Linked DNA regions of Mus musculus: region 1 is linked to region 2. The links are chromatin loops, found by intact Hi-C in ENCODE. Cell type or tissue: left cerebral cortex. All regions are shown on one strand. Links, peaks and the distances in the headings refer to the core of each region. The heading gives the core; the rest is flanking DNA.

Region 1 (11,782 bases), core at 2,577-10,576, 110 kb after region 2:
TTATTATTCCCAAAACAATGTAGATTATTGAGGTAGTCCTAGGTTGCCTCTCAGGAGTTGAAGATGAGACCATACCTCTGAAGATATCCTACCTTTGAGGACACAAGACTTAGACTATTTGGGCTGGATCTAACCAGGAAGACTTTTCCAGCAGTCTAGCTTCCATGGTTCCAGAATACTATGCAAGCTATCAAGAGAGGGAAGCAATTAAATAATCTTACGAGCTGCAATACTATGAGCCATTACAATTACCAGCATGTCAAGATATGCATACAGGTACAAGAAGTCACATGTCCATGGCACCCAGCAGCTGTCTAATAACACTTAATGTTCACTCAACAGAGAGGATGTCACACCTGGTGCTGGAAATCTAGCCAGCTTCATGGGGCTAGTGAGGTCATGGACCGTAGAGCAGTTTGTTGTGAAATTGTTCTTTTCTCTGGCACTGTTCACCCCTTGTGCTGTAAGGCAGTGTGCACATAATACCGGCCTCTGGCCCTTGGTTACATTGTCCAGAGAGGCTCGGAAGTATTATTGTAGACTTGTAGATGTCATGATAAGAAAAATTTGAAGCCCTGTGTAGTATGTGGATTTTCAAATACATCTTACCATCTCTCCCCAATTTTTGTTGTGTTTCTCTTCCTATGTCAGGCTTTACTTGTGTTTTTGTGCTTTATGAAATTAAGGGAATGTGTGTAAGTAAAATAAGAGACCTAAATGATTTCTCTATTAAAAACTTTAATTCACATGTAATAATCACACATAGTAGTTGGAGACAGTGTGATAGTAGAACATTCACAGGATCTACACTGGTCAAGTCGGATGGTTGATGTTTTCTCTTTATTATTTCTTTATGCGTACAACCTCCGTGCACCTTTCTTCTAGCTCCTCTTAAAATACATAACAGATTATTGTTAACAACGGTTCCCTATTGTGTGGAAAAGCACCAGAAACTATTCTTCCAAACTGTGTTCTGTTATCTGTTATCAATGAATGCCCTCCCCTTCTCTATTAGGTGTTTGTCTTTGCAATGTCATTTACTATTCTGGACTAAATATGCTCTCCTCAAGTTTAGATGTTAAAGTTTTAACTCCTAGTGCCTAAGAATGTGATTGTGTCCTTTAATGGGATGCCCCCCCCCAAGAAGTCTGTAAGCTAAAATAAGATAATTTGGGTGGCGTCTAACCCAACATTGATAGTCATATTAAGATCAGGGCACAGAGCTGGGGGAAGGCTCAGTTGGAATGTGTCTGCTGTGCAAGCATGAGACCCTGAATTGGATCCCTAGCACCACTGTAAAAAAGCCAACCCCTCTGGGAGGTGAAGAAGGGGAGAAGAGGAGAGGGATAGAGGGGCACAGGGAGAGAGGGGGAGAAGGGGATCTGAGACAGGCAGATATCCAAGCTCATTGGTCAGTCAGCCTATCTGAATTGAAGACCTCCAAGTCTCAGTAAGAGTCCCTTTTCCAAATTTGCTAAAGCCTTAACCTTGGCCTTCTGGCTTCTAGAACATGGAGGAAATTGATCTCTATTGTGTCCATTACTCTATTGTGTTTGTTATTTGTTGCTATTGTTCTTGATAAACATTGAGTGTATTTTAGTCTTCATGGTGACATTTCCAAGCGTATTGCACAGCACCTCACAAGCCACGGGCCAAAGGATGTAAGAAGACCTAACGTCAGTCATGCATGAGTGTAAGAGCACCAGCCAGGAGGCTAGAAGACACGCAACCATGGCCTTGAGACATTGCCTGGAAGACTTTTATTTTGGTGTGACTTTTCTAAACAACACGTTTTATATAGCGGATTACAAAATATGATCCTGGGGACACAAATCCTAGTCAGGAAGCTCAAAGGCCACTCTTGTGACAGACAGACATGTTTCAAACCAAAATCACCCACACAAATCCCGAAATTTCTTGCTACTTTTAAGAGCCTGCCATGCCTACCTTGTTCTCTATAGTCAAAATGGAACCTCTCTTTAGTGGGGTTCTACCCACTCGTGAGCCACAGCCCCCTCCCCTCAATCCCTTTCTTTATCACTTATGCCTGTTTTGCCTACTACCCAAGTGTTAGGCCCAGATCATTAAAATGAACAAGTCAGTTCATTTCATGATTCTGAGATGACCAGTTCTGAAATGTGCTCATTGAATTAAAGATTTGGAAGTGTAAAATGTTTGAGAAACATAGCAGCCTATGTCTATACCTATATCTATGCATATATAGTCACATACAACTGCAGATTCTATATGTATACTAACATACCAAAACCCCCAAGAAATGGTATATTTAAGAAATCTACATGTGTTTGCTCTCATTCTTGTCTAAGTAGGAAGTACCATTTCTTTGAATAACCTATAAGTGACATTTCATGGAATTATTATTTTGTGAAAAAAAATGATTTAGGAAATGTTAAAGGGGATTGATCCCACCCAAAGGCCAAGGAACAAATACCAAATGCTTTGCAAATCTATCAAGAATTCTTTTGAAATAAATGTTTTTAGAAGTCCACGTAAAAATCACATAATTTAGGAGTGATCCTTTCATGTGCATGTGACATTTAATTTACCAAATAAATTTTCATAAACAGCCTCCTAGCACCCAGTGTAGGTTCAGGTTATACCTGCTATGGAAAACAGTCCTTATAAAAGTGAAGTATTTTACTCATTGTGAGAGAAAAATAGATTTTTAGCTTGGCGAGAGCTGTATTCCAATTGCTCTCGTCATGCCCCGGTGTCTTTGTTACTGCACGATCATAATCACACCGCTCTCTCCATATTTCAGGTTGATGACCTGATTGGACTATAAACATCTTGTTACACAAAACTTACACCCACTACACTCGTAGTCATTTAAAGCCGGGATATGTGCAAACGAACCCAGACACCCTCTTGTATTAGCTATTTTATTAGAGTCATAATGTGCAGATCCTGATTTGCATGTTCAACCAAATGATTGCAAACAGTTTTTGACACATAAATTCACAACTCTTCTCTGCGTGCTTCCACTGAGCTTGGCAAAGGCGAATTGGTCTATTTGAGCTATCCTCCTTTGATTTCTCCAGGAAAATCAATATAATAAAGTAATTCTTCCCTGCCATGCTCTTCTTGGCTAAGGTCTGCTGAGAACAGTCAGAAGGTGTTTTTCCTTCAATTATCCCAGGCTTGTTTGCATTAAATCCTTTCCAACAGGCGCCAGTAAATGTGTTCCCTTAATAAGGATGCCTCCCTTTGAAATAAGCTAAATAAAATTTTACATTTAAGGTGAGTAAGAACCAGTTATGAAGAAAATTGCTCAATATATGTTCTATTCTAATTTCGCTCCCCATGCAGAGCGTGCCACAACTCCATCCCAGGAACAAGTGTGATGATGTGCCATGCATAATTCATGCCCCTGGCCTCCTACACACCCTTACTTTTTTCCATCCGATTTCTCCATATTTAGTTAAACTCAAACCCTACTCTTCACTCTTACCAACAAAGATAACTTTCACGGAAGCCAGCACAGAAGTGCGGGAGTTCTGTTCTTAGTGAGAATGTTTGATTGTGATAATCACAAATGTTTCTCTCAAGATATTTAGATTTTTGTTTTGTGAGTTTTATTTTGCCGTATGGCAGGGTCCAAATTATTTTAGTAGCTGGCACCCTTGTTGGTGAGAGTGCCTAGGACAAAACCTTGCTTACTCATTAGGAATAAAACAGGAGCACGCCAAGGCTCCATAGAGTTAATTATTCCATGACATTGCTTTATGTAATATTTTGCCAGAATGGTATTTTAATTAGGACAAGAGTACATCAGGTCTTCAACTACGTGATAAAGTACTTGTCCTGTTTTTCTTTCCCAGCTCCATTTTCTTATTTCTTTTACAGAAATGTCTTAGTTTTATACCTCCTTAAGATAGTTTCCTGACTGGATAGTATAGGCATTTCATATCCATATATTTACAAAGACAAAATCCTCCACCTTCTTCTCCAAACCTTTCCCTACCATGTAAGGAGTCACACAAGCCACAAATAACCCTGAACACCATCTTTCATTCTTCACTCAACATTTCGTGACAACATATCAGTAACCAAGTCAGGCAAGCTTTCCTTTCCCAGAATCCTTTGTGCCTTCCCTGTCCTAAGACGTCATCATTCTCCCTGTGGACTGTTGAATGTGGTTCCCTGGAGTTCACATTCAGAGTCACACTGGGCGTTGTTGCTGTGTTTCCCACCCCATCTCCCCTCACATAAAAATCTAGATTGGAATTGTCCATATTTTCAGAAGGACTGTTGACATTTCCTCTCTGGCACGTTCTATCACCCAGCATGCTCCATTAATCACATCTATTGAGTGTGCATAATGTGAAGGACCACTCTCTTAGGGCTAGTAATATGTAAGAAGTTGTGATCTCTGTCCCCAAGGAATCTCCATAATCTAATGGCTTTTGTGGAGGGTGAAGGGGGAACTGGAATGGAAGGGAATGGAAGCCACTGTGGTGGTTTTCTTACACTCACACTCTTGTTAGAGAAAATAGAAAAAGAGCTAATAGCCTTTAAAACCTTCCCAATTTAGTGCCTCCACACAACAGTATTCCCAAACATAAATTTTAGTCTTTGAAATTAGAGACAGAGGGTTGCCTTGAACTTCAAGGACCAACCAAAGGTCAGCCATGATACAGAATTGTTTCATCTCTGTTCTGAAGTCTAGGGTTTATAATTTCCAATTTCATATTGCACCCTCCTAGAGCTTATTGTGACTTTGCAATATAGATGTGATAGAGGAGGAAGATTCTGGGCTCTTCTTGTGCAATTCCATCCTTCCTAGATACCTTTTCTGTAATGGTGGATTTTCCTAATGGGTCACGGGAAACACCAGGTTTTCTGTCATATCTCTTCCAGATGGTTTCCAGGTTGTTAGATAAAGTCCCACCCCCCAAAGCTGTCAGCCCTACACTGCCTCTCCTGCATCCCACCACCTTCAGTCCCCTCCCTGTCCATTCTGTGCCTAGGATTCCAGGAGTGAGACAGCAACATTCCCATTAAACAAGAGCAGATAACTCAGACGGAATCTCCAGGGCAAATCGACTCTCAGCACCTGGCGCAGTTCCTTTAATGAAGCCTTTTTCTCTCCATGATATGGCTCCATTAGACACTGAGAAGCTGGAGTATGTAAAATATTTTGTTTATCTGGCCTTTCTCAGAGGTACTGTCTGTCATTGTAGATGTCTGCAGTAAATATAGCAACGACATTGCTGGGTGTGTGAAGCTATTAGATTTATGAGGCACATAAACTGCAAAGCTTCTAATAACCATAATTCCTTACTTCAATCATAATACCAGCATTAGTGTCATGTTTTCCAGAGGATTTTATGTTTCTAAAAATATCTTAATTGTGGTTACCATCTCTTTCCTGTAATTCCTTTAATTTGGAAGTGAAAGGCTGTAGCAGGGGTGCAGCTGCAGAAACAGCCCCCGCCCCGCCCCCGGCATTGTCTAGGTGGGCAGCAGACAAGATTGATCACCCATTTTGCAGCTTTTGCAATTAAATTAGATAAATTTTTCTTGGAAAAAAGAGGGTCCACACTAATAAGGATCAACTGATGGCCAAATCAAATGTGGGGGTGGGGAATGGAGGGAAGAACCTTTCTCCTCCCTCCTCTCTTCTTCGCCCTCCCATTCCTGTACCCGGGGTGATTCTGTGGGAATACTTCTACCACCTTGTTCTAACCACTCGGTGTTATTTGAAAAGCCACTGGAAAGATGCCAACCGTCAATTTTCCTTTTGACTCAGGACCCAAAGTTTAGCTCAGGTGCTTGATATAGAAGTCTTGGCTTGAGGAGTTTCTCTGACTTTTAAGGATAAAAGGAAGACAATTTTGTAAGTCATCTTAGAAGCACACACAAACACACACATACGCACGTGCACGCGCGCGCACACACACACACACACACACACGACTCAGAAAGAAAAAGCTATTGGCATTAGTTTGCACAAAAATCTGCCATTGGGCCACACTATTTACAATGCAGCATGGTTGGGTTGCTGCAAGAACTGTTGGGGTACAACAGATGTTTTATTGTATCTATTTTAGAATTGGTAGACGTGAAGTACCACAGTGTTAGCCACTGGAAGATGACTGTAAATAAACATCACTGAATTTATGGCCATGACAGTGACATGGTCAACCCTAGCCAGAGAAACAGAAGAAGGGGACTTTCCCTAAGGAATATTTCTTAACAAATACTTAAGAAAAATGGTTTTTGTGTGTACTCTGAGAGTATTATACTATATATTTTTATCATAGTCTCTCCTCCAATTTTTTCAGATCTTTCCCAATCTCTCTGACCAGCTTTATATTCTTTCTCTTCTTAAAAAAAATACCCCCCCAATAACATGAAGTCCATTTGTCATCTTCCTGTGAGCATGAGGCTTGCCCTGCAGTGTGGTTAATACAGCCAGTGCCACTTCATTGGAGAAAACTGATTTTCCCCTCTCCCAGTAGCTATCAGTTGTGAATAGCCTCTTGGATGGTGAGATGCTGTGCCCACTTTCCCTCCTCCACACCCCAGCTTGATCCTGTGCATGCTGTCACAGTCTCTACAAGTTTGCACATTCAACTGAAGCCAACTACCACCTCTGTCTCTTAGAATCTTTCTTTCCTACTCATGAATATTTTTAAGATTGTTCCCCCTGTGAATAGACACAGATATAAGCATAGCATATAACGTTCACATGATAGAGACATATAAGGGCTACACACAGTTTCATCCTGCAACAATCACCATTGTCAGCTTTGTTGGTTGTTGCAGGTTCTTTTGTTATTCATATTCAAATATAATATTTTCCAGAAATATAATAGCACTACACATGCCATTTGTGGACAGATTTTAAATGCAGTATATCAGGGGCATCTTCTGGAGTGAGAAATCTACATCTGTCTCAACCTAATGAATGTTTCTTTGACATTCTACAGTAGACTTGGAGCCTAAGTTACTTAAATGCTCCTTTACTGATGGGCATTTAAATAGTCTTTAATATTTTGTTCTTGTAAAAAATAAAGTGTTTCTAAGAATATCTTAGCTCTATATCTTTGGGTGTTAATGACCCTGTGTTTGCTGGACAAATTCTTAAAAAGTAACATTAGAAGTTTTATTTATTGCTGGACACAGATTAATATGTGTGAGGAAGCTGTTTTAAAGCTGTGTGGCACTTTCTCACTTTCCCAATAATAAATGAAAGGTTTATTTGCACAATGCATCATGGCGCTAACCATTGCACCTAAGGTGAAGCTACATCTCTTATTTTAGCTAGGAGCTTTGATGAGACTGTCTCATTGCCTTATTTTGCTGTTTTTTAAAAATCAATCATGTCATTGACTTTATATATATATCCCTTTTAAGGATATATAAATATCCATAAGGATCCTTTTTATCCTTTCCATATAAAAATAAAACATGTTTTATATCATTATAATATAATAATATTGCATTCAAACAAGAAGTTAGAAGTAAGTTTCTAAAACTATTGCACTATTTCTTATTATATAATACATTTCATCCTATATAAATTATATAATTTTGGTAAAATCCTGAAGTATTCTTATACATGCTTATACAAAATATATATTTTATTTATTTCTAGCAGTTGTTTTTGAGATATAACTTATTATGCTGTTTGGAGGTTTGGAAGTAGGTGGCTACAATGAAACTATGTCTTTGCACACAGTAGGGCAGTTGCTCACATGAACTGACGGTGGTTGTGACAACATGCATGAGACTCAAGCCAGTTCAAGCTCTACCATGGAGAGAATTGCACACAAAAACCCTCTCCTCTAACTGCAGAGCTGTTGCTGGCAACCGACAGTTCCTGGGATAGGAAGAGTCAGTTTTCCTTAGGAGTATGGCCCTTGCTAAGTGGACCATGCTCCTGTAGAAGTCCACATACCCAAGAATATATGGGTAGCACAAATATGACTTTATGATTGTTTTTAAAGAGGACCCAAAGTTGGGTGGTTAGGAAATGGAGCTGGATCTAGAAGGAGCTGAGGGATGCTGTGACTATGCTCAAAGCACACTATACAAAAACAAAAAAAAAACCTAATAAATTAACTTCTCAAATTGTTATTAATGACATCTGCAATACTTAACGTCAGCCTCTTTTCCTTATTATTTTATATGTTCTATTTAAAAATTGCAGAATGCCTGTCTTCTCATGGCTATATTCCTTTACTCTCTGTTCCTTTGATCTGGTCATCTCCGTTTAGGCACAGTTCCTTTAAAACACATTTAAATCTGGTAGTAGTCATGCAAATTTTCTTTTGACTATATTTATTTTTTGAAATTCCTCAGTCTCCTGATTATCCACTCTTCCAGATTAACATAATTATCATTTTTAAGAGAATTGATAGAATTGGGGTTAAATTTGATGAATGTATCCTTTGCTTTGAGAATTGTCACCTTTGTGTGTCTTGCTGAGTGTGTTGAGGGTACTCACTGCTCTTCTCGGATGCTATAAAAACAGTAGACAAAGACAATGTGGGCTAAGTGTAGGTTTCCAGAGTGGTTAGGCAATGACAGAAAAGTCAACACAGATAATATCAGAAGTCAGGAAGGGTACACACAGAGGGAAGAAGGTATGTACTGAACATGAAAGGTAAGTGCACACAGACTGTGAAACCATTGGCATGGCTGATCAGAGCTCAGGATAAAAACACTGGCTTGTTCCTGGCTAGACAGAGAAATGTGGCATGGGGATCAGGGACTGGAGTGATTCCATAGTTGAAGGAGTAGGACTGAGGTGGGAGGTGGGCTTGGGAATAGGGGGTTCTATGTCTAGACTGCTGGGAATATGGAGTCTAACTATATCTAGACTGCTGGGATAGAAAGATTTTAAGTTCACTCAGCACAGAGGAGAAAAAGATTGATTGAAGTAACAGGAAGATGGTAAGACTGGCAGGCAAGAAAACCCAAATCATAGCTGGGCATAGTGACACATGCTTGTGATTCCAGCATTTATGATGATTGCAAAGAATGATCCTCTGAGTTTGACAGCAGCCTGAGTGAGTTCAAGGTCAGCCTGGGTTACATAGCAACAGCCTGTCTCAAAACAAAACAAAACAAAACAAAATTTAAAAATAAAAGAATATTCAATCAGAAACCAGGGTAGAGAGTGCTGGACCGGGGACAGGGTTCCTAAGGACAGAGGTTTAGTTAGAAACATTTCTGGGCACGAGGACCTTGTCAAAGGCCCCTTGCCATCTTCTAGCTTTCCTGAATACTATTTTCGGGTGCCTTGTGTATGGTATTCCTATGTATACAACTTTGTAAGTCCTAGAAATGCCTGGTGAATCCAGTGTCGGGTGTCTGAACGAAGCCTGGCTACTCACTCACCTTCCAGTGTGAGGTGGAGCTGGAATAGACAAAACCAGATGGATCTTTCCATCTCCAAGCAACTCCAAATCAACATGTAGAAAGCAGAAAACAGGGGAAAAGTTTTCAGCTTGCTGTTTGAGACCTGGCATGCTCTGTACTTTAAACTCAGGGTTGGGGGCGGGGAGTTCTTCACTCACCCCTTTTGTGTAAATGTTGGCCAACTGGGTTATTGCTGCTTTGATCTTAGAGGTCTTACCTGGTAAAGGAACTGAGGAAGATAGGCTGACAAAGCCACGGACTTCCTTAAGTAACAACCCAAGACCGACATTAAAGCATATAGACACTTTATCAGGCTAAGTCTGGAAATTGAAATTCAAGTTATGCTTCCAACTAGTCCAGACATGTAAATACTATTTGTGGAATTCGAGAGAGCAGATATTTAAGGTTGTAGAACCCAGCCACCTTGAACTGCCAAACATTCTGGAAGGTCTTCGGAGATCGTAAAACAGGGCAGCTCTACTTCCTTTACTGTTCCTGTCATACTGAGATGGGGGGGGGAGGGGGGGTGCAAAGTGTACAAGTGGAATGTAAACTGTTATTTCCATGGAAGTTGTTATATCATTATATGATTCCATTATATTATATCATTATATTATATGTTGTATATATTATATATAATTATATTATATCATTATATTATGCTATTATGCTCACAATTTTTAGAAGTGTTGTGCCCAACTGCAGTGTGATTATTCATGATCTAGAAGTGTAACATAAGACATTGAGGGCAAGGCTAGGATCTCATGCAAGTATTCTTGGTAGCACAACCCAGGTAGGATTGTGTGTGTGTGTGTGTGTGTGTGTGTGTGTGTGTGTGTGTGTGTGTGTACATGTGATGTGCCCACACATGCGAGTGTGCATGTGCACTTGTGTGAATTCAATAGGAATGGTGCCCATCAGCGCAACATAGAAGACCATATAAAGGAATCTAGGATTGTGACATGTGCTGATCCCAGTGGCAGAGCTAAATCTGAAGAGAATGCCCTTTCATGCTTGCAGTCCTGGTGGTAGAAGAGAACATTGGTTAAACATAAAAACAACCCTCAACTTGAGGAATTCCCCTGGCAGCTTTGTCACAGCTGTGCTGTGCAAACCTTTGGGAAAAGGCTGAAAATACTAGGAAAAGCATGGTTCTGGCTGGTACCCAAAGGCACGCACCCCATAAACTGTGTCAGCACCCCATAAACATGCCACTTTTAATGGCAAGTGCATGTCCCTATTCACCACCACCGTTTATTCTACCACAAAGTCTCCCGGAACTTTGTTTCCAGAATTCCTTTTATCTTAACCATTAAACCAGCCTTGGAGAGATATTGAGGTCAGCTGTCCTGGACCCAAGTCATATCTCCCCTGACCTCACCTGAGCAGTAATCTAACTAGCGACAAAGACTGTTGAGTAATGAAAACAGCCCTGTGACAGGCTTCCTGATCAGCTAGCCATATTCTGAAAGCTGAACCCATCAATCGTCCAATAATGGTTTATGAATGTTCACTGTGGACTAGGAGCACTTTAAAACATCTGCTGTGGTGAGATAATGAACACGGGGAGGTGCCTGGGAGTGGGAAGGTATATTAAAGAGACATGCAGGAGGACAGGCACGTGGTCAAGCATTCACACAAAATGTGGAGATGCTGTGAAGTTGCATCAGGAAGACCAAAGAGGGGATAAGACTGGAGTTATGAAGCAATAGGAAACCCTAATGAATCAAGTAACTTACCTGCCCCCATCTAAAGATCAAAAAGAGAAAAGAAAAGAAGGCTCTTTCTGAGTGGGTCTTCCAACTCCAGGTCAAAAGTTTACTTTATTCTGAGGCTCCCATGGTTATAAGAATGATCATCAACAGGAAAGCCAACAGGAGCATAGCTAAAGAGGCAAGTGCCATGAGGGGAGATAGAATTAGAGCTTTGATGGGCTGATATTGCAACCCAAACTGAATGCCAAGGCTCTAGATAGGGGATATTTAGCAGGGGTAAGGATAATAGGTTGGGAATAATAGACTACTCAGCCATTTTTGAGAAGTTGCAGAAGATGAAAGAGGTCAAAGATTGCACAAAAATTCTGCCTTAATTTTGACAGATATATTACACATACATACACACACATGCACACACACACACACACAGAGAGAGAGAGAGAGAGAGGAAGAGAGAGAGAGAGAGAGAGAGAGAGAGAGAGAGAGAGAGAGAGAGAGAGAGTTGGATCACCTGCCTAATTTCAGAATAGTTTCTAATCTGGTGTGTGAACTGCTAGTAGAAAAAGTATGGCTTACTTCATGGAGGTCCTGGTTAGTTTATTGTCAATGTAACACAAACTAGAGTCTTCTGGGAAGAGGAAGTTTTGGTTGAGGTATTGCTTTGATTAAATTTT
Region 2 (11,782 bases), core at 1,743-9,742:
TGGACACCAAGCTGTTTGCATTTCCTGGCTATTGTGGCTAGAACAACATTGTACATGGATCAACAAGTATCACTATATTAGAATATAGAGTCTTTAGGGGTATATGCCCAGGAGTGGGATAGCTGGATCATGTGGTAGATCTAGTTTAGTTTCTTTGAGAATCTCTATACTGAGTTCCATAGTGGCTGCACAAGTTTGCACTCCCATCAATCACAAATGTTCCTCTGCCTCTCACCCACAGCAGCATGGTTTTTTTTTTTTTTAATCTTATTTATTCAAACTGGAGTAATCTCAAAGTAGTTTTAATTTGCATCTTGCTGATGACTTGGGATGTTGAACGTTAAAGAAATCGTTTCTCAGCCATTTGTATTTTACCTTTTGATAACTCTCTGCTTAGTTCCATGCCACTGTTTTTTTCAAACGGAGTTGTTTCTTGATTTTAATTTTTGAGTTTGTATATTTAGATATTCTGTCAGAGATAACGATTTTTCCCCCATTCTGTAAGCAGCCTCTTCACTTGAATGATGGTGTCCTTCGCTGTACAAAGCATTTTAGCTTTATGAGGTCCTCTTTATTGATTGTTGGTCTTTTAAGTTTTTTATTTGTGTACACGGGTGTTTTGACTGCATGAAAGTCTGTGTACCGTGTGCACGCCTGGCGCCTAGTGCTGACAGAGGCCTGAAGAAGGCATTGACTGCCCTAGTACTGAGGCTGCAGATTGTTATGAGTTACCATGTGGGTGCTGGGAATGAAACCCAGGTTCTCCAGGAGGGCAGTCAGTGCTCTTAACCACGGAACCATCTTTCCAGGCCTTAAACTGTTGCTCTCACTTCCTACGCCATTGATGTCCTGACAGAAAGGCTTTTTCTGTGCCAGGAAATTCAAATATCCTTTACTTTCTCCTTTGCTAGATTCGGGTATTGGGTCTTATTGTTGAGGTCCTTGGTCCACCTGAAGTTCAGTTTTGTGAAGTGTGAGAGATAAGGACCAAGTTCTGTTCTTCTTCATGTAGTTACTCGATTTGACCAGCACCATACTTGGAGATCACTAGAAACAGATGCTTTGTAGGTTAGTGCAGCACCAGCAAGCACACTGATTACAGTAATGAGAATCTGAGATTAAGACATACAAAAGAATATTTACATGGCAGGGCAGACACCATAATCACAAAGGCGGTTTACCCAGGCCAAGGCTTTGACTGCATAATTTATAGTAGTAGGGAGGTTGCATTCCCACACTGCCCTGGGGGAGGGAGATGCACAAAAGCCCAGGGATATGGAGGAGCACACCTAAAGTCTCATTATCTAAGGCTGAATTAAAGGTGGTTTTCTGTTTGTTTGAGGCCAACCTGGGCTTCATTGTGCCAGCCTGGGCTATAGGGTGAGAACTTGTTTCAATAAAAAGAGAATAAAATAGGACAAAAGGTGAGAAAGTCAGAATTTTGAGGGAAAGCTTTATTGCAATTTTTAATTAAAATAATTCTATATTTCTTTAAAATATGTTTAGATAATATCTTCAAGTGGTATGGCTCATGGTACATGATTCAAATGGTGCATGGACTCAAAGAAGTACCTGAGGCCCTCCCCCATTTCTCTTCAACTACCAACAGTCTCAACCGCCAATCAATGATGGAAGACTAAATTTATTGTCAAAATGGTGGGTTATCCCTTGTTTACTTCTAGACTTTCAGATCTTTCTCAGATCTTGTTATTTTCCACTGTAGTAATAATAGAAGTTGAAATTGAGGTAGTTAATGTTACAATGTTTGGTAAACAGCTGGGTGGAGGGGTAAGAACAATGACTGACCAGAGGGAAATTTACAGTCCAAATGGATGTAGCTACATGCATTTCATTAGCACACATAATTGATAGCAATGCTAATGCATTAAAATGATTATTCTTTAATGCCCAGCTTGCATCATTAGCACACGTGTATTTCATTAACATACATAAGCAAGAACATTTATACATGTGGTAGCAAATGAGCTTTTAAAAGTCATTTTGTAGTTAGTGGGTGTTTGCAAGGCCCATCCACTAGTGTATGTAAATGTAAATACCTCTGTATGCTATGGTGACATCTTTAAGTAATTGGAAGTTCAGTATAGAAGTTGTGTCCAGCCTTAAGACCAATCTCGGCTAAAAGGTTATACCTTTTAATAGCTGAATAGGCTGCCCCCTTAGACATACCTGAGAGCAGAGAATTTATTATATAAGGTACAATCTCATTGGGTATGCAAGGTAAATAACCTCATTAAGAATGGACTCTGAAGGAGATACAGTGCTATTCAAATAGGGCAAAAAGGGGCCAACAAGGTAGAACAAAGGCAGTTATGGAAGTCAACCACTGCTTTTATTCTGTATTGAATAAAATAGATTATCAGGGCTGCTACTTAAAATCGAGACGAGGCCTGGGGGAGAGTCTTTTTTTTTCTTCTTCTTCAAAGCAATGGATTAGAATGTAGACTGTTGTCCATGCATTAATTGAATAATTTCAAAAAGGTAGAAAGGTTGACTCTCACAAATGTATCCTTAAAGGACTGTAAATGAAGACATTCTCTTGGGCATATGTTTCTCCAAATTGTGGTCATCCCCTAATAGATAACTTGATTACCAGTTTCATGTTTCCCATGCCTTGTCTTATGTTAGAATTTCTTTTTTTTTTTAAATTTAATTTTAAATTGAAAGTAGAGTTATCTTCATACACTATATTCTGATCAAAATTTCCCCCTCATCTCCTCCCCATCTCTTTACCCTGCCAACTTCATGCTTTCATTTCCTTTCTCTTAAGAAAACAAACAGACAAATAAAAAAGACAAGCAAACCAGGACAAAATGCAAAGAACAAATGAAGAAAGAAAATATGAGAAATACACACACGTGCACATACACAGACACACACACATACATTGAACATAAAAATTCAAAATTGGAAACCACAATATACAAGCAAAATAACAGTAAGGTTAAAAAAATGCCCAGACACAGCAATATGAGACAAAAATTAATCTCCAAAAATACCTTTGAGTTCATTTTGTGTTGGCCATTTTCTTTTGGGCATGGGCCTGCCCTTATATGTGGTTTGTATACCGAGTCAGACTCCCTTGGAGAAACTAAGTTTTCCTTTGTGAGTGGTTGTTAATTGAAGGTAGATTTAGAATTAGGAGTAGGAACTTGTGTCTACTTCCGCATTTCAGTGCTGGGGCTCCGTCTGGTTTGGACCTGTATAGGCCTCTTGCATGCTGCCTCAGTCTCTGAGGGTCATATGTGCACCAGGCCTGTTGTGTCAGGAAGGCACTATTTTCTCTGTATTATCCATCCCATCAGTGTGTCATGCAGGCATTGCATTAGGAGTAGGAGCTTGTGTCTACCTCCACATCTCAGTGTTAGGACCTGATCTGGTTTAGATCTGTGCAGCCCTCCCCGTGCCCCTAACCCTCCCCCTCCCCCTCCTTTTGCCCCTCCCCCTGCATGCAGCACAGTGGACTGGACACTGGTAGCAGGGTTGATATTTATCTTTCTTCTCTGCTAGTGTGCGAAGTACCTTCTAGTACTGTGAACACTAATCATTAGGGGGCGAAGGCTCTAGATAGGCACCAGCTCGATTTCACTGTGTTCATGGAGACATGTAGGCGTTTTACCATGAGTGTGTGGAGAGCAGCCAGTGGCCTTGGCAATAGCCTAAGTTGTTGTTTGGGAGTTTTTATGGTTCATAATGGAATTTTAAAACAGAGACTGCTTCTTTTATTGAGATAACAAGCAATAGTCTCTCACCTATTGATATTTAAATTTATTGTCTTCTATAATATCTATAATTATTTCTACTAACTCATCATTTAAAAGTTAAATTAGATCTGGCACATTGGCTCAGTGGGTAAAGGTATTTGCTATCAAGCCTGAGAACCTGAGTTTGATCTTTGGGACTCATATGCTAGGGGGAGAGAACCAGTTCTTGAAAGGTGCCCTCTGACCTCCACATGTGCACAGTGGTGTGCCCTCTGAAAGGTGCCCTCTGACCTCCACATGTGCACAGTGGTGTGCCCTCTGACCTCCACATGTGCACAGTGGTGTGCCCTCTGACCTCCACATGTGCACAGTGGTGTGCCCTCTGACCTCCACATGTGCACAGTGGTGTGTACATGAATCCGTGTGCGCACACAAAGAAGTGTGAAAAGAAAATTAAGCTGTGTTGGAGTCTCTTGAATGAAGCATTTCTAAGTTAGAAAAGCTAGTTCAATACTGGAGGTTATTTTGTTTAGGGTTCTTTCTTGTTTAGATTGTCAAAAAACTAATGCACATAAGACACTTAGAGATCCCCTGTAGCAAGTTACATAAGAACACAGAACTTCTAGCTATTAAGAGAGTAGCAGCCATGTGCTTAGTCTCAGAGGCACTTGCTCTGTGGTTCTCTGTAGCCTTTCAGCATTTCCTCTTGTTTCTACAAATCCCCCCAATAGTTCATTTTATTCCTTCATTCATACTGCCTATTCCTACCTATCATCTTACTGTGGTAGTGTATTCATTTGTTTCTCAATGTAAATATTATTTCTATATCTTTTAAATCAGAATGTTGGGTTTTGTGAGAATATATTAGTAGGTTTACTTTTTGTTGATTTCTTATTACAGATGTTTAAGCTTTGGGAGCTCTAGGTTTTCAAGTTTCTTTCCTTCTTTTTTTCAATTATTTAATTTATTTCTTCACTTTACATCTGGATCACAGCTCCCCATCTTCTCCCAGTTCCCATCTCACACAGCCCCTCCACCTTTCACCTCCATTTCTCCTCTGAGAAGGGGGAGACCCCTCTGGGTACCAACCCACTCTGGAACATCAAAGCACTGTAGGACTGGGTGCATCATCTCCCACCGAGGCTAGATAAGGCAGCCCAGTTAGGGGAATGGAATCCAGAGGCAGGCAACAGACTCAGGGACAGCCCCCGTTCTTGTTGTCGGGGGACCCACATGAAGACCCACCTGTACATCTGCTACACATGTGTGGGTAGGCCTAGGCCTAGCCTGTGAATGTTCTTTGACTGGTGGTTCAGTCTCTGAGAACCTGCAAGGGTACAGGTTACTTGACTCTGTTGGTCTTCCCGTGGAGTCCCTATCCTATTCAGGTCCCTCAGTGCTTTCCAAACTCTTCCACAAGACTCCCTGAACTCTGTCTAATGACTGTGGGTCTTGGCTTCTGTTTTGGTCAGCTGTTGGGTAAAGCCTCCAGAGGACAGTTACAACAGACTCCTGTCTGCAAGCATAACAGTATCCCTGATAGTCCCGGGGACTGGTTCTTGTCCTTGGCTTACTTCACTTGGTACAGTCTATCTATAGTCCTACAGATGCCATGGTTTCACTTTTCTTTATAGATATGTAAATTAGGGGTCTATATAAGTACAACATTTTCCTTATCCACTCCTCCATTTGGTGGGCGGGCCATTTCCTTGCTATTGCAAAAATGCAAATGCAAGTTTTCAAAATGCTCTCTAAAGGTCCTTTGGATTTCACTAGAATCTATGATAGCCTCCCATTTCACTCTTGGAATTTATCGTTGCAGAATCAACACTTTGATGGATTGTGTGTGCGTGTGTGTGTGTGTGTGTGTGTGTGTGTGTGTGTGTGTGTGTGTTATAGTAGTTTCTGCTTGGAAACATATTTCTTGACGCCTACTGCTTTGAGGCTTGAAAGTTTTTCTAGGACTCCTGGCCAAAGCATGAGTCTTTATCTGTGACCCCTCTGCCATAATGCAGGCTCCCACACTCTTACAACTGCGTTTGCTGTTCCTGCCTGTGTCTCACAGGTTCCGCTAAGCTACATTTCATCCTCTTTAAGTTCCTCCACAGTTTCTTCAACAATTCACTGGCTGTTCAAGAGACGAGTTCAGCCTGCATGCGCTTGAGTATTTTTTATACTCTTAAATCCTAGTTTTATTGCAGTATAATCTGATAACATCGAGCAACTTTTTTGACCATCTGTGATTTAAAATGTGGTCTATTTTGGAGACAGCGCATGGGCTATTGAGAAGAGTGTGTATTCTGTAGCGTTTCCCTGGGATATCCTTTACATAGCCACTAAGTCATTTCCTCTGTGGTGTGGTTTTAACTCGGAGATTTCCTTGACTTTTGTTTTAGAGGACCTATGTAGAATTGAGAGCACCACCCACTGTTATTATATCAGAATCTACTGACCTTTTATGTGCATTAGTGTCTGTTTGGTGCACGTGTATTTAAAATGGTTATACCGTCTCCATGCATTTCATGGAAGCTGAGAAGTTCCATAAAGCTTGAGTCTTAGTGTAACGCTCATAGCTCACACTCCTCAGCCCTCCCCTTGCCAGTGAATGAGAGTGTGTGAAGTACTGCTCAGGAGTAGAAAGGGCCCTTTTCTGAACTTTCTAGCAACCATTACAAGCACTTCTTGGTGCTAAGAATATAGTTAGTTGCCCAAATCTAGGGAAAATAATTCTGAAATAGAATCTTATTTTTGTTCCCTCTTCACGGTCCACTGTCCTAGCACTCAAGACTCTTGCTCTGTCTGCTGATGCTTTCATAATTAAGAACGTGGAGCGATTGAACTCATGTGATCCAGTGTGATTTTACCTCAACACAGATGTAGTCTTCGGAAACACCTGATATCTAAAGGATACCCTACATGTGACACACTATGTTAACACGCCTGAATTAAAAATCAATGCATTATAAGAGACCTACTAAGGCAGTGACTTAACCCAAAATGGCAGCTATAACGGAGCAGGGTAACTGTGGCCCCTTCAGGGATCAGCCGTATGATTTTTTGCAAATACGCTGGAGGCCGAGACAAAACAGATGGTGTTGATATCTCAGAAGCAATCCTATTTTACATCTGCTTTTGTCCATGATGACACGTGGAGCGACAGATAGGCAGTAGATGCATGAGTGTGGCCGTGTTCCCTTTCTCCGGAAAAGAGTCACCATGCAATCTTAGGTGAGCTGAACAAAATTTCTTTGTGACAAAGTCACAAAGTCAGCCTGGAATAGTGAGATTCCCGTGAAATTAAATTGATCCTCGAATTATTGCCTAAATGATAGAACAGTAGAAGCTTAAGAAGATATTAACGTTAATGGGAATGGCTCAGCCAATGCCGTGCAAGGCCAGCTCTGAAATGCGCCAGGCATGTTACAGAAAGCCATTATGCTCATCTTTTCGTAGATGCATGGTTTGTTTTATTCTAAAAACATTTGAGGTTTAAAGTTTTTATACCAGGCTTTATGAACAAGAGTGTAATGGGGTTGAAAACCAAAGGACTGCTCGCCACTGTGCTCAGAAATAGAAGGAGGAGAAGCTTTAGCCAAATGGTGTTCATTTGAATCCCCTTTGCTAAAAATCCAATTTAATTTTTCGTCACTTGTCTCATTAACCCCAGATTTAGAGAAATTGAACGCCGTTCGAATAAAACGAGACTGATAATCCAAAAATATTTTTAAAGGGTTTGGCTCTCGCATCGATCTTCCCTTAAATCTTTCAATTACATCTTCTCACATTATCAAACTTCTTCATGCAGTGTATCTGTTTTTATCCCTAAGTTGGAATCCACCTGTCTTAAATGTGTACGGAGCTTTTATTTATGCTTTGAAACTATGGTAGATAAGAGGAATAAGTGTTTCTGATATTATGTTTTGTCATCCCCAGCTAAGAAGATTGAAATCCTGAGAAACAATTTTCTGTAGAAATGAAATCGTATGCCCTCTGAACCCTTCGGGGAAAATAGCCTTTGTGTTTGCTCAGAATGCGAGACAGGGAAACAGTACAAACGCAGCAGCCATCTGAGCCATGCCTGTGACATCTCTGTCTGGGGTGCCTGAGTGATGCTTCAAAAAGATTTGGGGTTGGTTTGCTTGCTTGCTTGCTTGCTTGCTTATTTATTTATTTATTTATTTATTTATTTATTTATTTATTTATTTATGAAATCACTAGTAAAGATAATACTGGTACAGTCTTGTTGATAGGATAATTTTCAAATCAGATATTTGTATTTTCTGGGGAACTTGGGAGATTGCTTTGAAGCCTTTGCATGGATGGCTTCACAGAACACAAGGAAAGGAGTTTTTGGAAGAGCCCCATCATGACAGGATTTCTGAAGGCACGAGGAGAGCCTGGACTCCTGCTCATTCCAGTGTCCTCCAGTGAGCGTCCTGAAAAGGGAGGAAATGTTTTAAAAGACAACCCTGCAACATTATTAATGCCACAACAGCTCTATTTTTCAAAAAAAAGAAATAATTATATTTAGTATAAAGAATCTCTGCATATTGTTCCCTCTTGTTCCTAATAAAATGTTATCTGGCTAAATGATGGTTGTTTTTAGGTTAAAATAAAATTTTGATATTAAAATATAAGGTTACATAATATATAATAAAGCATATGACAGTGTATCTATTGGTATTATTATCAGACCTTCCTTAGATGTAGGAAAAATGGTCTTTTAGATTTACATTTATGAATCTATTAGACAAATTATTTGAATCATACAAATAATATTTTGAAGTTTTAAAAAATATTTTTATTTCATGTACATTTGTGTTTTGTCTACATATATGTCTATGTAAGGATGTTGGATCCCCTGGAACAACAGTTACTGACAATTGTGAGCTGCCATGTAGGTGCTGGGAATTGAATCCGGGTCCTCTGGCAGAGCAGCCAGTTCTCTTAACCACTGAACCATCTCTCCAGCCCTTTATTTTGAAGTTTTACTTTGTAGGTAAACTATATATAAAATGTAAATAGTATATAACTTAGTAAAAGTACAAGACAGTTTCATAAATAATGAAAGAAAACACCTATCTTCATTTCTATATCCAATACCATTTTAATGCCAAGTGGTTTTTAAGCTTAATTACTCAGCTTAATCAACAACATTGGCTCTCAGTGTTTGGCTCACTCCAAAAGTCTAGACTCATCTCCAGTGGTAAAAACTTGGTGCCATTATGAATATTCACAGAAATAGGTGGTAATCTAGGAAGACTACCTCCAAATAGAGTTCCGGTATTGCTTTGAGAGATCACAGCCTCTGAAGACTAAGGGCATTGCTGTAGACTAATGACTTTGAAGGGAAAAAGTATACATGTGGGGTTTACACTCTGCCATGTTTAGTTAAAACTCAGTTTCTTTATTATGGAATTGGAACTTATATACCATTTGGACTCAGAATGTATCTTTCGCAGATTCTTTAAGAACTTGGGCTATTGGGAAAGTGCTATGGTTTTTAGTATATAGAATTACATAACTCAAAAAGTCCTGGCAGCAGAGAAGCCCTAAAGCCCTAAGAGCTTCAGATGAAGTTTGGCAACAATAACTGAATGTTCAGTTGCTAATCACATTCATGAAAGAGTTTCCTGATCAGTTAGTTATCTGCATATCTATATATCTCAGTATATATATATATATATATATATATATCATCTATGTATGTATGTATGTATGTATGTATGTATGTATGTATCTATCTATCTATCTATCTATCTATCTATCTATCTATCTATCAGGCATCCATTTGTCCATTTATCTATCTGTCCACCTATCTATCCATCCATCCATCCAATGACAGCAACTTTTTTATAAAAAATATTATTTTTTGTATGTATATGGCTCCTTTATGTCTTTTATGACTTTTCTGTATGTATAATTACTCTTCTATGTCTGTGTTAGAACTTTTTTTTTCAACTCTAAGTGGCAGAAGTTAAATTAGTTTAAGAGAAACGAGACTATTTTAGAAGACCACAGAGTTGCCTCATATGCCTTAATTCTGGCAGAAGAGGTACAAGACTTGAGCTCAGGGATAATAGCATCGAGACATTCATCGAGACATTCAAATCCCTTCAGAACTGTTCTCTCCAGTTTCCAGCTATGTGTCTCTCAGCCTGCTGGCTTTACCCTCAACAGTCGTACCAACAGTTATAGGCAGTGTTGTCTACAGGATAGAGGAAACAGACAATAATGGCAACCAAGCCAACCTGCAACACAATGAAGTCCATCAATTACCATTTCAGTTCTAGTACTATGAGTCCCAGATACCAAGGAGGTCTTGTGTAAACCTGGCTGTCCCTAGACTGAACGCATGTCTGAGAAGGAACTTAGGGTAGTGTTCTCAAGAGAATGGAAATTTTGAGCAGAAACCACAACAGCCATCTACTACAATTTCCAGAGACTGAACTTCCCTGGTGTAGCCAGCAGTGTCTCACAGGCAGCACAGCATATATTTGAGAATGACTGCCTTCCTGATGACTTTGAGGGGTCCTCCAAATGGAATCCAAATGTTCTTCAAACTGGAATAGTGGTGGAGTTAATCCCCCCACATTTTCTTAATCTTATCCACTACATATCTGTGGTGATGTTTCAGTTAAAAACATGTGAATAGATCCAGCCATCCAGAGTTGAAATCTGTCCTCTAACTGTCACCTTGGGCAAGTGCCTATCCATTGTGCCCCAGTTTCTTCCCCTATTACATGGAGATAAGTTCTACATTGGAGAAATCTGGAGCTTTGATGAGAAGCCAACATTATCACCTGATAAAAAGCTAAGGACTTAACACTTATACTTTTCTTATTATTCTTTTGATCTTATTATCCTCCTGCTTGGATGCCTGCTTGGATGTCATACTCCGTTGATGCACAGAGTTCGTGTGATGCTGTAAGTCTAGCTTTGCTCGTTTGGTTGATCAAAGCATTTTAAAGGCAGACAACAGTGACTTACTATTTGTTGGTTTGCTGATGCCTTTCCACACACAGTGTCATAACTATGAGATTAAGGACTAGACCTTACACATTTCTGTATGTTCAAATTTAGTAGATGAAAAGGCATCTTTTTTTTAACCCTTTCTTTGAATCTTTAAAAAAATATATTTATTCACGATTTTTATTTGTTATCTATCGATCTATCTATCTATTATCTCTCTACTGTCTCTCTGTCTATTATGTATCACCTACCTATCATCTCTATCTATCTATCTATCTATCTATCTATCTATCTATCTATCTATCTATCATCTATCTTTGATCATAATACTTTCCATTAAGGCAAGAATATTTTGATGAGATAACTAACAACATGTCCACATAGAATTGATGTTCTTGATATTGCTCCTGCCATTCTAACTAGGATTCCTTCATCTCATCTTTATTTTATTAAACTTCTAAAAACCTTCAAAGGTCAACTCAAGCACTATACTTTCAGCTAGGTATTTTCTGAATAGCCAGCCAGCTCTCTTTGCTCAGTTTCCCCCATGGACACAAGGCACAATCATATACTGTAGAGACCAGTTTATCTAAGAGTAGAAGTTTTGTTCTTAGAGTTGCATGAGAAAACCTTACATAGTCAAGTTAGTGCACATCTTTTCTCCTATGTGGGAAGAGTAAATATTAATCCAGGTCTTGAAAATTATTAGCCTCATAAATTTATAAACATGGCTTTGTGTTTTACAGCGAACAAGGAGTATATTCTTTTCTTATATTCCTGTACTTACTTTAGGACTTTTTATAATCTTGATGAAAATGATTGAGCTTGTTGAAAGATTTATTCTATAAATTAGGATTCCTAATTCTATTAGATTTTAACTTAATCCAAATTGTTAAATGTAGAGAAGCCAAACAGCATTAAGAGTCAAGAGAAAACTGCCAAGAAAAGAGATGAATGTGATTTACGCTATCTCCTCGTAGGTGTCAGTGATCAAGGAAGAGAGAAAAGTCTATGGAAGAAGCCCAGCTGCAGAGCTCTACCAATGTGGGCTGCCTCGGAGGAGAGCTGATTTCTCAGCTGCACCTCAC

Evidence for each region. A loop is a pair of places that touch in the nucleus more often than their neighbours do. Peaks named below come from ENCODE experiments on the same cell type or tissue, not always from the same donor. Only the 100,000 strongest peaks of a DNase experiment are listed, where the experiment ranks them.
Region 1: it touches region 2 in a loop (2.0-fold over the local background); 2 of 42 quality-filtered maps call a loop at or near these places.

The regions. Positions count from the first base shown.
Region 1 is chr2:74,379,900-74,391,681 of GRCm38, reverse strand. No RefSeq gene overlaps it. Among named protein-coding and RNA genes, the nearest start is that of 4930441J16Rik, 78 kb to the right of the region's middle. In left cerebral cortex, for the core only: no CTCF peak of the experiment used is centred there; DNase peaks (open chromatin) are centred at 3,402 and 6,570; H3K27ac peaks cover 1,683 bases.
Region 2 is chr2:74,494,014-74,505,795 of GRCm38, reverse strand. It overlaps the pseudogene Gm52593. Among named protein-coding and RNA genes, the nearest start is that of Lnpk, 79 kb to the left of the region's middle. In left cerebral cortex, for the core only: no CTCF peak of the experiment used is centred there; DNase peaks (open chromatin) are centred at 5,344, 5,924 and 6,265.